2 separate regions of the Homo sapiens genome follow, and region 2 is linked to region 1. A link is a loop called in an ENCODE intact Hi-C map of the cell type or tissue named here. Cell type or tissue: HCT116. All regions are shown on one strand.

Region 1 (8,000 bases):
ATTTTTGTGAACTATACCCCTGGAATCAGAAAGAGGGGCAAAAGAAAGACTGGTGTGAGAGCATAAGAAAAATATGAAGCAGAATGGTCTGGACAGGAGTTGAAACCAGAGAAGGGAAGCAAAGGGACAGTGAATCTGGGAGGCCATGAAAGAAAACTCAGAGAAAGGAGGGAAAGGGGGTGAAGGGGTCATAATGAGGGAAAGCAGAAAGCAAAGGCCCAAGAGAATGTGAAGCAGAGGTGGAATGAGAAAGGCAATTCTAGATACTACTGTAAAAGATGTATTTGCGAGCTTTCTTCTTTCAAAATTAGATGTTAAAAAAAAATCAATACTTTCTTCATTTTGAGTAATCTTTAGGTGAAACATATTACCTCTAGGACTCACTGCCTCAGACAGACAAATCCCAGAACATAAACTCTGTAGTGAAGTAAACTACTTTTGCAATATTAAATCCCAGGCTAAAAAGAAAATACGAGGCGGCCTAAAAAAGTTAACTCATGCCTCATCAAGCAACTAAAGATGAGTACATCGATGTTTTTCAATGTAATGGCCTTTACACAAATGGCCTTTACACAAATTTAAAACATTACTACTGTAATTTTATTGTGATCTGATAAAACAGGATTTTTAGTAATGTCAAGTCAAACTTATTTGGCTATTCTGAGGAAATTCTCCTGCAGATTTGAGACTTTCTAGTCCAGGGATTTAACCTAGCTGAGTTACACTTCAAGTATATCTGCTATAATTTGATGATTAATTACCTGTGCTGGCTGTATAGAAAGTTATTTGCTTACTGAAAACACTACATCATGGCTCACCAACCAGGTGCTAGTTAATGGAAATACGTAGCCAAAATGACAATTTCCTCCCACTATCTTTCTTTTCACTGCTAAATACTTACCATCTTTACAACTGGTTGCACGTGATCAGAACTTTATCCTTATTATAAGAGGATGACAAAAACTTTACTGCACATTTGTGCAGTCTTTTAAAGTATATAACATAACATAAATCATCTCAGTCTAGCAGCCCTGGGTGTTGGCAAGATAGAGATTCTAATTTTCATTTTACAGAAAACGCAATAAGGAACCAGCTTTAGAAGGCAGCCTCTAAAGTGACTTCAGTGATCCCCAGCCTCCTGGCATGCAGGCCCTTGTGTGAGCTCCTGCTCCCCTTGAGTGCGGGCTGGATTCAGTGAATCACTTCTAAGAAAGACAATATAGAAGTCACTCCCAAGACTGGGTTATAAAAAGACTGGAAGGATCAAGAGAGGGAGTATCCTTTAAAACAGGGCTCAGGACACACAAGCTCTACTGCTACTGCCTCACTTTGCATCCCCTAACCAGAAAGCTCCATTACCAGAATCACTCTGAAAATCTCGGTGAGGAGCCCTAATTGTGACTCCCAGTCTCCTATCACTGCTACAAGCCTGTCTGGAAGAGATGACAACAGTGGGGAGGCTGCCAGAGCCAAGTGTGCTTTCCAAGTGTCCTTGGTGTGCTTTCCCCACAATAGCTATATGATGCCACGTGATGACATGAGTACAGACCATGAAGGGTCAGAACAGCTCATGAGCTGAGTCTGACAAATTCTGCCAAGTAACAAGCTAAGTTACAGGCAAGCTACCCACCCTCTTCAAGGACCAGTTTCCTAGTTTCTATAATGGGGTAACACCTACCTTATAAATTGTGAAGAATTAAATCATATAATCATGTCTGCCTCGAACTGGGTGGCTCGTCAATGCTCTGCTCTGTTCCCTCCTCTTCCCTCTCCTACATCAAGCAAGAACGTCCGCACAGACTTGACCTGGGCACCTCATTATTACAATGCACCCTTTGACATGATCTTTATGAAAAGGGACCAGAATTCAAGCATTTCAGCATCTCCTGACAGAAGACTACCACGCAGAACCCATGCCGTTCTTGCCAACCCTCACAATTTTCAGTTCTTCACGATACTGAATCAAGTTTGAGGTGGGACAGGGAGTGAGTAGGAAGCAAAAAGCAAGCAGGTAGAAAAGACCACTGACATGATGAATTACCTAAAATACATATAAATTCAATTGAAAAATATCATGGCATCCTTTTTTCTCACCTTCACAAATCATTGGCTCAATTGTAAATACATGGCCCGACTTCATCACTCCAACTGCTTTATTTTCTGAAATCAAAGAAAAAAATCTCAAAAGGTAGCAAAACCAACAGTGTACTGTTGAACAGCTAACTAGAAAGAGTACATAACTCAAATTCCCATCAGTGATTGTTAAATTAATTACCCTGATTCCCTTTCTTAAAGTTCAACAAACAGGTATTATACTGGCAGCCATCTAATATGGTGCACGTATTGTCCTAGGCACATTTCAATTACGCTTATGTGTTCTCTAGGAAAACAGAGGTATTTGTAGGCTGTATTTCAGAGATGAGTATCACTTCTATAAAAAGAAAAGTGGCAAATAAAGAATAAAAGAAAAGTGCCTTGATTTCTATTACCTCATGATTAGAATTGCAATCACAGAACCAAGAGTTCCACTACTCATCCGGGTAGAGAAGCTCAAAGGAGAATGACAGATGTTTCAGATTATGCCAGAAATTTCCCACCGCTTTGGGGGGTAAGCATGTGTTTGCACACAGGTGCACAGCCCATAGAAACTACATGATTTTCATAATGTTTCATAAGCTGTTGTGTTTTTCTCATCTTCAAAGAAGAACAAAATCTATGCACATTAACCTACTTTTTAAAAAATAAGCTGGGTGCGGTGGCTCATGCCTATAATCCCAGCACTTTGGGAAGCCGAGGCAGGTGGATCACCTGAGGCAGGTCAGGAGTTTGAGACCAGCCTGGCCAACATGGCGGAACCTGTCTCTACTAAAAATACAAAAATTAGCCAGGTGTGGTGGCGTGCACCTGAAATCCTAGCTACTCAAGAGGCTGAAGCAGGGAATCACTGGAACCCAGAAGACAGAAGTTGAAGTGAGCTGAGATCAATTGCGCCACTGCACTCCAGCCTGGGCGATTGAGCAAGACTCTCTCAAAAATAAAAACAAGGCCGGGCGCAGTGGCTCACACCTGTAATCTCAGCACTTTGAGAGGCCGAGGTTGGTGGATCACGAGGTCAGGAGATCGAGACCATCCTGGCCAACATGGTGAAACCCTGTCTCTACTAAAAATACAAAAAATTAGCTGGGCGTGGTGGCGGGGGCCTGTAGTCCCAGCTACCGGGAGGCTGAGGCAGGAGAATGGCATGAACCCGGGAGGCTGAGCTTGCAGTGAGCCGAGATTGTGCCATGCACTCCAGCCTGGGCGACAGAGCAAGACTCCGTCTCAAAAACAAACAAACAAACAAGCAAACAAAAAAAACAAAAAACAAAACAAAAAACAAACAACTAAGGAGACCATTATTTTTTAATTCAAAGCAAAAAAGCAAACTCCATTTCTCTCTCCAAGTACTTTTTAGCTTCTTTGTCCAAGTTCACTAATGTAAGTTTTTTTCAGGATCATCATGAGCAATACAACAATAAATTACAGTGACCAGACCTGCCATACCCCTCAAAAATGCCAAAAATGTTAAAACTAGGAATAGGCTTTTTTAGACAAAAATGGAGAACTAATTTAAATTCCAAGTTAAACAAAACCTAATAAGGGTATCAGCTAAGTGAATGACTGCAATGCCCAACCTGACCACCAGATGGCTAATACATCAGCTTTTCAGGGTTCCTCTGCGAGGTTGTTCTGATCTGCAACTTTGTTATGAATGGCAAATTTGCCCGCCCTTTGAGGCTGACTCAACTAAACTCTCCTCTTTCCAGGAATGGTCTAACCTCCCCTACACGTTTATATTCCTGCATAACTTTCCAGATGAATAGCTATCGTGCTGCTTTCCACTATCTTAGGTATTGCCAAAATACACTTACTGCAGATTTCAAATCTGGAGCTTCTAAACTGTTATAAAATCCTAAGGTCATTTGAAAAAAGGAAGAAAAGAAAAACAAACATTTGACTTTTAATTTCTAAATTCATAAACTTTCAAAATGACATGCTTAATACATATACAGAATTGGTCTGTATTTCCTTGGAGAAACCAAAAAGAAAACGTCAAGAATGTCAGTGTGGTGTCACAGAAAGTAAAAAGGATGAAAGACTCTTGAACTCTGCCGTCCAGAACAGCAGCATTGGCCATGTATAGCTAGAAAGTACTTGAAAAGTGACCAATCAGAACTGAGGCTATCAGTGCAAAAGCCCTTTGGATTTCAAAGACTAAAACAACATGTAACATATCTCTCAATAATTTTTACACTGATTAAAGTTTCAGTTTCCCAACATACCTCACTCAACAAATACACATTATCTGAGTGACTATACTATCGCAGACACTCTTAGGTACTTTTTAAAAAATTTGTACCTGATCTATAGTCTCTCACAGAATGACTGTAATATGCAGGCATGCCTTGTTTTATTGCATTTCACTATATTATGCTTCACAGATACTGCTTCCTTCTTTCTTTTCTCTTTTTTTTTTTTTTTTGAGATGGACTCTTGCTCTGTTGTCCAGGCTGGAGTGCAGTGGCACGATCTCGGCTCACTGCAACCTCCACCTTCCAGGTTCAAGTGATCCTCCCACCTCAGGCTCCTGAGTAGCTGGGGACTACAGTTGCATGCACCATGGCCGGCTAATTTTTGTATTTTTAGTAGAAGCGTGGTTTCACCATTTTGGCCAGGCTGGTCTAGAACTCCTGACCTCAAATGATCCGCCTGCTTCAGCCTCCCAAGGTGCTGGAATTACAGGTATGAGCCACCACATCTGACCAGATGCTTTTTTTTTTAAAAATAAATTGAAGATTTGTGGCAACCCTGCTCTGAGCAAGTCTAACAATGTCATTTTTCCAACAGTGCATGTTCACTTCATGTCTCTGTGTCACAATTTGGTAATTTTCACAATCTTTCAAACATGTTCATTATTATCACACCAGTTATAGTGATCTGTGATCAATGGTCTTTGATGTTAAAATTTTAATTGTTTTGGAGCACCACAAACTGTGCCCATGTAAAGACGGCAAACAAATGTTTGTGTGTGTTCTGAAGGCTCCATCAGCCTGCCCCACTTCTCTCTCCCTCTCCTCAGGCCTCCCTATTCCCTGAAACACAATACTGAAATTAGGCCACTTAATAGCCCTAGAATGGCCTCTAAGTGTTTAACTGAAAGGAAGAGTCACATGTCTCTCACTTTGAATCAAAAGCTAGAAATGATTAAACTTAATGAGAAAGGCATGTCAATAGCCTAGATAGGCCAAAAGCTAGGTCTCTTGTTCCAAAGAGTTAGCCACATTGTGAATGCAGAGGGAAAGTTCTTGAAGGAAATTGAAAGCGCTACTTCACTGAACCCACAAATGCAAGAAAGTAAAACAGTCTTACTGCTGTTATGGAGGAAGTTTGAATGGTCTGGATAGATCACACAACCGACAACATTCCCTTAAGCCAAAGCCCAATCCAGAGCAAGGCACTAACTCTCTTCAATTCTACGAAGGCTGAGAGAGGTGACAAAGCTGCAGAAGAAAAGTTGAAAGCTAGCAGAGGTTGGTTCGTGAGGTTTAAAGAATCCGTCTCCATTACATAAAAGTGCACGGTGAAGCGGCAAGTGCTGATGTAGAAACTGCAGCAAATTTGCCAGAAGATATAGCTAAGATAATTGATGAAGGTGGCTATACTAACAAACAGATTTTCAATGCAGACCAAAACAGCCTTCTAATGGAAGAAAATGCCACCTAGGACTTTCTCACTAGAGAGGAGAAGTCAACAACTGGCTTCAAAGAACAGGCTGACTTTCTTGTTAGGGGATCCTGCAGCTTGTGACTTTAAGTTGAAGCCAATGCTCATCTACCATTCCTAAAGATTCCTTAAGAATGAAGCGAAATCTACTCTGCCTGTGCTCTAGAAACAGAACAACAAAGCCTGGATGACAGCACCTCAATTTATAGCATGGTTTACTGAATATTTTAATAATATTAATATATAATTAACATATAATATAGTTAATATAATTAATAATATTAATGCTGAAACCTACTGCTCAGAGAAAAAGATTCGTTTCAAAATATTACTGCTCACTGACAATGCACCTGGTCGCCCAAGAGCTCTAACAGAGATGTACAAGGAGATGAATGTTGGTTTCATGCTTGCTAACATGGCATCTATTCTGTAGCTCATGGATCAAGAAGGAATTTTGACTTTCAAGTCTTATTATTTAAGAAATACATTTTCTAAGGCTGCCGTAGATAGTGATTCCTCTGATGAATCTGGACAAAAGTAAACTGAAAAACCTTCTTGAAAGAATTCACCATTCTCGATGCCATTAAAAACTTTGTAGGCTGGGTGTGGTGGCACACGCCTGTAATCCCAGCACTCTGGGAGGCAGAGGCGGGTGGAATGTATGACTCCAGAAGTTCAAGACCAGCCTGGGCAACACAGTAAAATCCCATTTCTACTAAAAATACAAAAAAAAATAGCCAGGCAGGGTGGTACGTGCCTGTAATCCCAGTTACTCAGGAGGCTGAGGTGGGGGAATCACCTGAGCCCAGGAGGTGGAGGCTGCAGTGAGCTGAGATCGTGCCACTGCACTCCAGCCTGGGCAACCAGAGTGAGACCCTGTCTCAAAACAAACAAAAACAAAACCAAAACCAAAAAATTGTGATTCATGGGAGGAAATTGTGTGATGCATGAGAGGAAGCCAAATATCAATATTAACATGAGTTGGGCAGAAAGTGATTTCAACCCTTTTGGATGACTATGAGGAGTTTGAAACTTAGTGGAGCAAGTAACTGCAGATGTGGTGGAAAGAGCAAGAGAACTAGAATTAGTAATGGAGCCTGAGGATGTGAGTGGATTGCTGCAATCTCATGATGAAACTTGAACAGTTGAGTAGCTGCTTCTTACAGATAAACAAAGAAAGTAGTTTCTTGAAATGGAATCTACCCATAGAGAAGATGTTGAGATGACAACAAAAGATTTGGAATATTACATAAACTTAGTTGATAAAACAGGAGCAGGGTTTGAGAGAACTGACTCCAATTTTCAAAGAAGTTCTGTGGATAAAATGCTATCAAACAATATCACAAGCTACAGAAAAATCCTTCGTGAAAGGAAGAGTCAATCAATGTGACACACTTTGTTGTCTTATTTCAAGAAACTGCCACAACAACCCTGATATGGTTTGGATCTGTGTTCCTACCCAAATCTTATGTTGAAATGTAATTCCCAGTGTTGGAGGAGAGGCCTGGTGGAAAGTGACTGGATCCTGGGCGCAGAGTTCTCATGAATGGTTTAGCACCACCTCCCTTGGTACTGCACAGTGAATGAGTTGTCATGAGATCTGGTTGTTTCTCCTCCCATGCACTCTCTCTCTTGCTCCTGCTCCCACCATGTGAGACACTCACTCCCTCTTTGCCTTCCGCCATGATTGTAAGTTCCCTGAGGCCTCTCCAGAAGCTGATGCTGCCATGCTTGTATAGCCTGCAGAACCGTGAGCCAATTAAGCCTCTTTTCTTTATAAATTACCCAGGTTCTAACAAGAATTCTACCAGGAATTTCTAACAATGTGAGAATGTAATACAAACCCCAGCCTTCAGCAACCACCACCCTGATCAGTTAGTAGCCATCAACATCAAGAGAAGACCTTTCACCAGCCAGAGGATTACAACTCACTGAAGACTCAGATGACTGTTAGCATTTTTTAGCAATAGAGTATTTTTAAATCAAGGGTTGTGCATTGTTAGACTACACACACAATAGACTACTGTATAAACATAACTTTTTATGCACTGCACTGGGAAACCAAAAAATCTGTATGACTTGCTTTATTGTGATATTCACTATATTGCAAGGGTCTAGAACCAAACAGTTACCTCTGAGGTATGCCTGTACAGTTTAAATGCAGAGTATTATCATCATTACTTCCCACCCATTGATTCAAACATAGAAGCAAATAAACTCTCACCTAACAAGGATTT
Region 2 (8,000 bases), 120 kb after region 1:
GAGTTCGAGACCAGTCCGATCAACATGGTGAAACCCTGTCTCTACTAAAAATACAAAATTAGCCAGGCATGGTGGCGCTTGCCTGTAATCCCAGTTACTCAGGAAGCTGAGGCAGGAGAATCACTTGAACCTGGGAGACAAAGGTTGCAGTGAGCAGAGATCGTGCCATTGCACTCCAGCCTGGACAAGAGCAAAACTCCATCTCAAAAAAAAAAAAAGTGACATAAACTGTATCAGTCAGGGTTCCCTAGAGGGACAGAGTAATAGGATACATACATACATACATACATACGTAACATACATACATATATATATATGTTTATAGATATATAGGGGAGTTTATTAAGTATTAACTTACATGATCACAAGGTCCAACAATAGGCTGTCTGCAAACTTGAGGAGCAAGGAAACCCAGTCCAGGTCTCAAAACTGAAGAACCTGGAGTCCAATGTTCAAGGACAAGAAGCATCCAGCATGAGAGAAAGACGTAGGCTGGGAAGCTAGGCCAGTCTCTCCTTTTCATGTTTTTCTGCCTGCTTTATATTAGCTGCAGCTGATTAGATGGTGCCCAGCAGATTAAGGGTGGATCTGCCTTCCCTAAGCCCACTGACTCAAATGTTAACCTCTTTTGGCAACACCCTCACAGACACACCCAGGATCAATACTTTGTATCCTTCAATCCAATCAAATTGGCACTCAGTATTAACCATCAAAGATCATTTTGCTTTTAAGGCTGGAATTATAGTTTTATGACCTGTGTGTCGAATCCTGACACTTTAAAACAGCTAGAACAAATATAAAAATTGTCTGAACAATAAGTGCAGGCAAGAATGTATGCTGACAATTCTAAAAACATTTCTATTTTACTGATAAATTTAAAACCAGCTTATTTATCAAAGATTCACTTAAGTCACATAAACAAAAAGGCATTTGGGTTAATTACTATATATTTCAACAGTTTTAGATATAATTTTACATGAGTACCCATTTCTCTCTAAGCCAATCTAAATAGGCTTCCTTAAGGGATTTCTGGTCAATTATGCCAGATTTTGCCATGTATACACAACATATAACATACATAAACACATATGTTAACAAAGATCTTATAGCTTTCACTTTTATATGTATTCATGAGACTGTAAAATATAGTAACATAAATTCACTGGTTGGATCTGAGTTACATCCCTATAGCAGTTGGTAAAAAGAAAAAAACTCTCTTACCTTTTTTTTTTAAAGCCTCAAATTTAGTGGTTAGTTTCTCAGGTGTTTTTACATTTCAGCTAGGACTCACTGAATTGTATAATGGCTGCGAAGGCATGCAAAAAGAAAAAAAAAAGAACTCACCAGAAAATACATGAGGTAAATTTTATAGAAATCAGAAGTGTATACTCTCCAGAAAGATAAAATATCTTTGTACCAGAAAGGATTTGTCAGAAAAAATGTATTTTCTAGTCTCAAGAGAGATACAAGGTCCTTTATTAAGGCAGCCATTATCCAAAACAAATCCCAAAGAAAGTCAAAAGAACTCACCAAAATGAGGGAGTTCAAGAACCTGAGAGGAGATTCACCATGACAGAAAAGGTGAGCTGTAGGATTGGAGAGCTCAAAGGGGCTCAATGTGGGAACTTCATGTGATTCCAGGAGTCACCGATCCATCAAGGTGAGCTCACTTTGGTCCCACTTCTTGACACCAGATTATGTCAACCTAAATAACAGGCAGAGAGAGACTCTATAAAAGAAAATGATAGTTTTGGGGATTGAGCCTTGCAATGGGAATACAGGGAGCATGTTCTGGGAGGTAAAAGGGTTTTTCAGTGAAAAATGAGGGGGATTACATAACTATTTTGAAACAATTATCTTTGCCTACAGAGACCAATAACGAGGATGGTGTCAGTCCAAGGTTGGACAGGCAGTTGCTCAGCACATGTGCTCACAGAAGTATTTTTATTTTTCACAGAAGTATTTTTTGTATGAGGTTGAAGTAGCCTCTGTGTAAGGTCATGTTTTTTGCTATCTTTTGTGATAGTTCTTGTTATTAGGCATACATGCGTGACAACCCTCCTTTCAAGGCCTTCCATTTGCCAGGGTTTTACACAAATGATTCCATTTTCATTCTGACAAGTTTTATTATATAAACTGAAATTACATTGCATATAGTATTTCATGAAATTACCAAAGCACAAAAAGTTTGATAACTGGCTGGGTGCAGCGGCTCAAGCCTGTAATCTCAGCACTTTGGGAGGCTGAGGCAGGCAGATCGCCTGAGGTCAGTTGGAAACCAGCCTGGCCAACATAGTGAAACCCCATCTCTACTAAAAATACAAAAATTAGCCGGGCATGGCGGCCCATGCCTATAATCCCAGCTACTTGGGAGGCTGAGACAGGAGAATCGCTTGAACCCGGGAGGTGAAGGTTGCAGTGAGCCGAAATCGCGCCACTGCACTGCAGCCTGGGTGGCAGAGCGAGACTACGTCTCAAAGTTTGATAATTTATTAATCAGAGTATGAGGCTACCATATGTTGATAATGAGAATGTTAATTCAATCTCTTCCCAGGATATTTTATAATATCTATGAAAATCACACATGCACACCTAATAATTTGTCTTTTTTTTTTTTTTTGAGACAGAGTCTCACTCTGTCACCCAGGCTGGAGTGCAGTGGCATGATCTTGGCTCACTGCAATCTCCTCCTCCTGGGTTCAAGTGATTCTCCTGCCTCAGCCTCCTGAGTAGCTGGGATTACAGGTGTGTGCCATCACGCCCAGCTAATTTTCTTGTGTTTTTAGTAGAGACGGGGTTTCACCACGTAGGCCAGGCTGGTCTCAAACTCCTGAGCTCAAGTGATCCACTTCCTCGGGCTCCTAAAGTGTCAGGATTACAGGCATGAGCCATGGCGTCCGTCTTAATAATTCCTCTTCTCAAGTCTATTCCAATGACTTGTGTATAATGGAAAGTTATGGAACCATTCTTTGCATTAGAAAAAATGTTTTTGTTTTTGTTTTTTTTTTAAAAAAAAACACACATAAAAGACTCCAAGATACTGGTTAGATGAATTATTCCTTATCTATGAAATGAAATAATTTGCAGTCAATGAAAAGAATTAGGCAGCTTTCTATATACTTATATGAAAGCATCACCTACAAATATGTAAAAAGAAGTAACACAAAGCATGTACAGTACACTCCCATTTGAGCTGTTTTTTTTTTTTTTTTAGTACATACATATATACTCAAAAATAAGTGGTAGTACAGAGATAAGATTGTTTTAGGCTCATGCAGAGAAGTCATCGGCTCAACAGTTAAGGAGTAAAATTTATTCTATCTCCTACTTTACATTCCTTATTTCTCCATTTCCCCCTCCATGTTGACTGCAGCCAGTTTAAGTATTCACATAAAAACAACTTCTCTCAAGAAAATGCTCTTAATTCCAGTCGACTTTCTCAGGATTGTGGAAACCTTCCCAGAAGCCCTCTAGTGGACAAAACTTTTACACCTTACATTGGCCTGTTTTTGGAGACCAATGAAATAAGCAATAGGATTGCCACAAATAGTTTAGGCCAGTAGTTCTCAACCTGAGATGATTTCACTGTCTAGGAGTCACTTGGCAATATCTGGAGTATTTTTAGTTGTCACACCTTAGAGAAAGGGTGCACTGGCATCTAAAGGATAGAAGCCAGGGATACTGCTAAACATCTCACAATACATAAAACAACTTCCACAACTAAGAATTATCTGACCCTAAATGTCCACAGTATGGTGACTTCTGACTTAGACTAATCATTGTGAGAGACTCTTGTTGAGAAGTCATCCACCATGACCACTACGATAACCTTGACTTGTATAAAGTGAAGTGTCTGCATTCACCCTTTCAGTTATGACTCCTTCTAATTTTCCACCCAGGTCATGTGCCTCCAATAATGGTGTAAGGGGAACCATGAGGCAAGTCCCAGTAGAACCACATGGTTAGAGTGAGAAGGAATAGGTCCCCAAAAGATCAGAATTGCAAGTATTACAAAAAGAAAGCTGAACTATAGATATATAGATGTCCACTACACTAAGACAGTGAGAATGAAGAGGAGAGGGAATACTTGAGAACATAAAAATATGGCCAGGCATGGTGGCTCACATCTGTAATCCCAGCACTTTGGGAGGCTGAAGCAGGTGGATCATTCGAGGTCAGGAGTTCAAGACCATCCTGGGCAACATGGTGAAACCCTGTCTCTAATAAAAATACAAAAATTAGCCGGCATGGTGGGGCGCGCCTGTAGTCCTAGCTATTAGGGAGGCTGAGGCACAATAACCACTTTAACCCAAGAGGCGGAGGTTGCAGTGAGCCAAGATTGAGCCACTGCACTCCAGCCTGGGCAACAGAGGGAGACTCCGTCTTGAAAAATAATAATAATAATAATTGCTAAACCTTGCTGATTTACTGGATGTGGAGGATGAAAGAGTGACCATCATTGGAGAGATGATGACAAGATTTTAGGAAAGGAGTGACTGGAAGATGATTTTATAATTAACCAGGATAAAGAATTCAGGAAAAGAAACATATTTGGTGAGGTAGAAGGGAGATTAGTACTGTTTTTAGAATTCACTTACCTTCATCAGCATTCATCTAGGAGCAATTATCAGGATTAATTTTATAAGGTTGTCCTTGAGGTTATGTATTTTATTTATTTTATTGTTAAAAATTAATTTATTTTTTAAAATTATGTTGCCCAGGCTAGTATCAAACCCCTGGGCTCAAGTCATCTTCCTCCCTTGGCCTGCCAGAGTGCTGAGATTACAGGCATGAACCACCACACCTGTCCTGTTCTTGAGTTTTATAACCTATTCAATAATGATAAGTGTCACTAACTTTCCTAGTCTGACATAGGGAGATACTTACCCCATGAGTCAGCTACCATATTTGTATTCTAGGGCCCCGAGTAGTGCAGGCAACACACAGCCAAATCTTTCTGGACTTTCCTTTTCAACATGACAGGGAGACTACTACCAATTTCCTTTCCTCTGCTAAAGCACTTTTTTAGTTCAGGCAGAATATATTGCAACCACATAGTTTTACATTCCTTGGTTGAAATCACAATCCAATTGTTCTTCCCTAAAATTACACCTCAGTTATATTTATTTAATTTTGGTACTTTCCACTCATTATTGGGGAAGTAGTTTCTGTTGTCGCATTTCCCTCTGAATTAATTAAAAAGCCTAGAAACTTACTAGTCCAAGAGGACTATCCTAATACCAAGCTACTTGGCTGCTGAAGAGAGAATTAGAGAAGTGGAGCAGTCTACCAGCAGCCCTAGTTTGCAATTATGCTTTTGCCCATACATTTACATAACTAAAAGCAGCCACTACTGTGATTCTTCTCAGAATAAAAATGTGCTAAAGGGAAATTCTGTCTCCACTTAAAGTAGCAGCTGACAGTTTTTAAATTTGTTAAAACAAATATCAAATTCTACATACCCAGGCAACACATTTTACTTACTAATTCCATTCACACCTTGCATCATGCCTTGCTTTTAGCTCTGTGAACTACTTGTTTACTCACTCCCTTGTCATTTTTGTTATTATTATGTAAATTATTGGCTACAGGTCTATCTCAAGAGACTGGGCCTTAGAAATATTTTAACTATCTCCAGCCAACTTTCTCTTGTCTCAGATTCCTCTGATACCTTATTTTTCTTTCTTATTTATTTAGACTAAAATGCACTTTGTAATTTCATGTCAGTACCAATTTCACCAATTTCTTTTCCTTCCTTCCTTCCTTCCTTCCTTCCTTCTCTTTTGAGGCGAGTCTCGCTCTGTTGCCAGGCTGGAGTGCAGTGACGCTATCTCAGCCTACTGCAACCTCCGCCTCCTGGGTTCAAGCGATTCTCCTGCCTCAGCCTCCCAAGTAGCTCGGACTATAGGTGCACACCACCAAGCCCAGCTAATTTTTGTATTTTTAGTAGAAACAGGGTTTCACCATGTTGGCCAGAATGGTCTTGTTGGATAAAAAAATGTTCTGGAAATAAATGCTCGGTGCCACAAAGTGAAACCAGCACTCAGGCAAAAGTTGTCTCAGCAGGGCAATTTACTTCGGAAGAAGGGTGCCACTTGTGTCAATCGAGATCGCAAGAGCACAGAGAATAAAGGACATCAGGGTTTTTTTATATCCTTAATGCAATCCCTACCTCTTTGTCCCTCCCCGATGGGCTGGGGTCGGACCGCACAATCTGAGCTGACCCGATTGGCTACTTGCAAATATTTTTCTAAATATGGAAGGGCAGGGGGACGTGAGGTACAGTGGTAAAGCATGTGAGACTGTTTGAGACGTGCAGTTTCGGGGGAACAATGGCTGCAGGTAACCAAGGGAAAAGATGTGAGTTATTGATTAGAGCTGACAGGAAGGGGGTAGGCTGTTTTACAGTAACTAGGGGCAAGGAGGAACAGGAAAACTGAGTTTGAGAACAAAGGACAAGGAAGTTAGCAGGCTAAACCTTTGAAGAGAAGTTCAAAGAAATTCATTGTATCTTACAGTCTCGATCTCTTGACCTCGTGATCTGCCCGCCTCGGCCTCCCAAAGTGTTGGGATTACAGGCGTGAGCCACCATGCCTGGCCAGTACCTTACCAATTTCATTAGCCTGGAAGTCTCTTACAGATAGTCTTCTCCCAGAGAGTAAAACAGCTATTCCCTCTTCATTTCAAATCTACAAAATCGTTGACCACTACATTCTACAGATTCTGTGTGGTTTTCATTACAGAAGACACATCTGTTGGTTTCCCAGTAGTTGACCCTTAAACAATGTGTGAATTAGGGGTGTTCAGCCCCCCACGCAGTTGAAAATTCACATATAACTTTTTTATTTAATTTTTTTAAATGTTAAAACACTTTTTTTTTGAGACAGTGTCTTGCTCTGTTGCTCAGGCTGGAGTGCACTGGCATGATCTCAGCTCACTGCAACCTCCGCCTCCCGGGTTCAAGCGATTCTCGTGCCTCAGGCTCCCAAGTAGCCGGGATTACGGGTCCACGACACCATGCCCAGCTAATGTATTTTTAGTAAAGACAGGGTTTCGCCATGCTGGCCAGGCTGGTCTTGAACTCCTGGCCTCAAGTGATCCACCCGCCTTGGTCTCCCACAGTGCTGGGATTATAGGTATGAGATGCCCAGCTGAAAATTCACATATAACTTTTGACTCCCCCAAAACTTAACTATTCATAACCTACTGTTGACCAGAAGCCTTACCAATAACATACTCTATCTATTAACACATATATTTTATGCATTCGTGACATACCTTTTTCTTAATTTTTTCAATATTTCTAGGCTATGCAGTTTGTGAGATTTTTCAAATTGTCCTAAATCTCCAAAAATATTTGCAGTATATTTATATTTAAAAAGTCCATGTGTAAATGTACCCACAAAGTTCAAACACGTGTTGTTCAAGGGTCAACTGTATATAATAGTCTCCTATTAATGTTGCTTAAAAGACATTTAAGGAATTTTGGACCTTCCATTTTTATTTGCTTTTCATGTATTACCTGAACCCCGTATATCCTCACTTAAACAGGAAGGCTAGGATAGTACTTCAGGCTCTGGGTATCAATGTCAAGTCAAACCTGAGTCCGGCAGTATTAGAACTGCTTGGGTGTTCCCCTTTACAAAGCATACAGTTGCACAAGTAAACAGCCATAGATCATTTTGGGGGAAGAACTGGGGAATCATTAACCCCATTGCTTGCCACGGTTCCTTTCTCCCTCGCACCTAACTTCTTCAGTCAATGGATTTTGGGTCTAAAAATTGGCTCAGGTCCAGGAACTTGGCAGGAGATTTTGATGTTTTATTGGTACAACTGCCTATGGCCTCCTTATCATCCATCATTTATTTTTATGTTTATTTTTTTTTAGAGGCTGGGGCTTACGGTGTTGCCCAGGTTGGTGGGCTCAGGCAATCCTCCTGCCTTGGCCTCCCACAAGTGCTGGGATTACAGGCATGAGTCACTTCACCTGGCCCTAATTT

The links. Peaks named below come from ENCODE experiments on the same cell type or tissue, not always from the same donor. Only the 100,000 strongest peaks of a DNase experiment are listed, where the experiment ranks them.
Region 2: it touches region 1 in a loop (4-fold over the local background); 62 of 110 quality-filtered maps call a loop at or near these places.

The regions. Positions count from the first base shown.
Region 1 is chr4:99,051,913-99,059,912 of GRCh38, reverse strand. METAP1 (methionyl aminopeptidase 1) reads right to left here. Exons shown (of 11, transcript NM_015143.3): 10 at 2,095-2,160. Among named protein-coding and RNA genes, the nearest start is that of ADH5, 33 kb to the left of the region's middle. RefSeq lists an enhancer at 5,089-5,158. In HCT116, a CTCF peak has its summit at 3,679 (motif pointing right); a DNase peak (open chromatin) is centred at 3,712; H3K4me3 peaks cover 318 bases; H3K27ac peaks cover 1,221 bases.
Region 2 is chr4:98,935,486-98,943,485 of GRCh38, reverse strand. No RefSeq gene overlaps it. Among named protein-coding and RNA genes, the nearest start is that of EIF4E, 10 kb to the right of the region's middle. In HCT116, a CTCF peak has its summit at 3,475 (motif pointing left); a DNase peak (open chromatin) is centred at 3,465.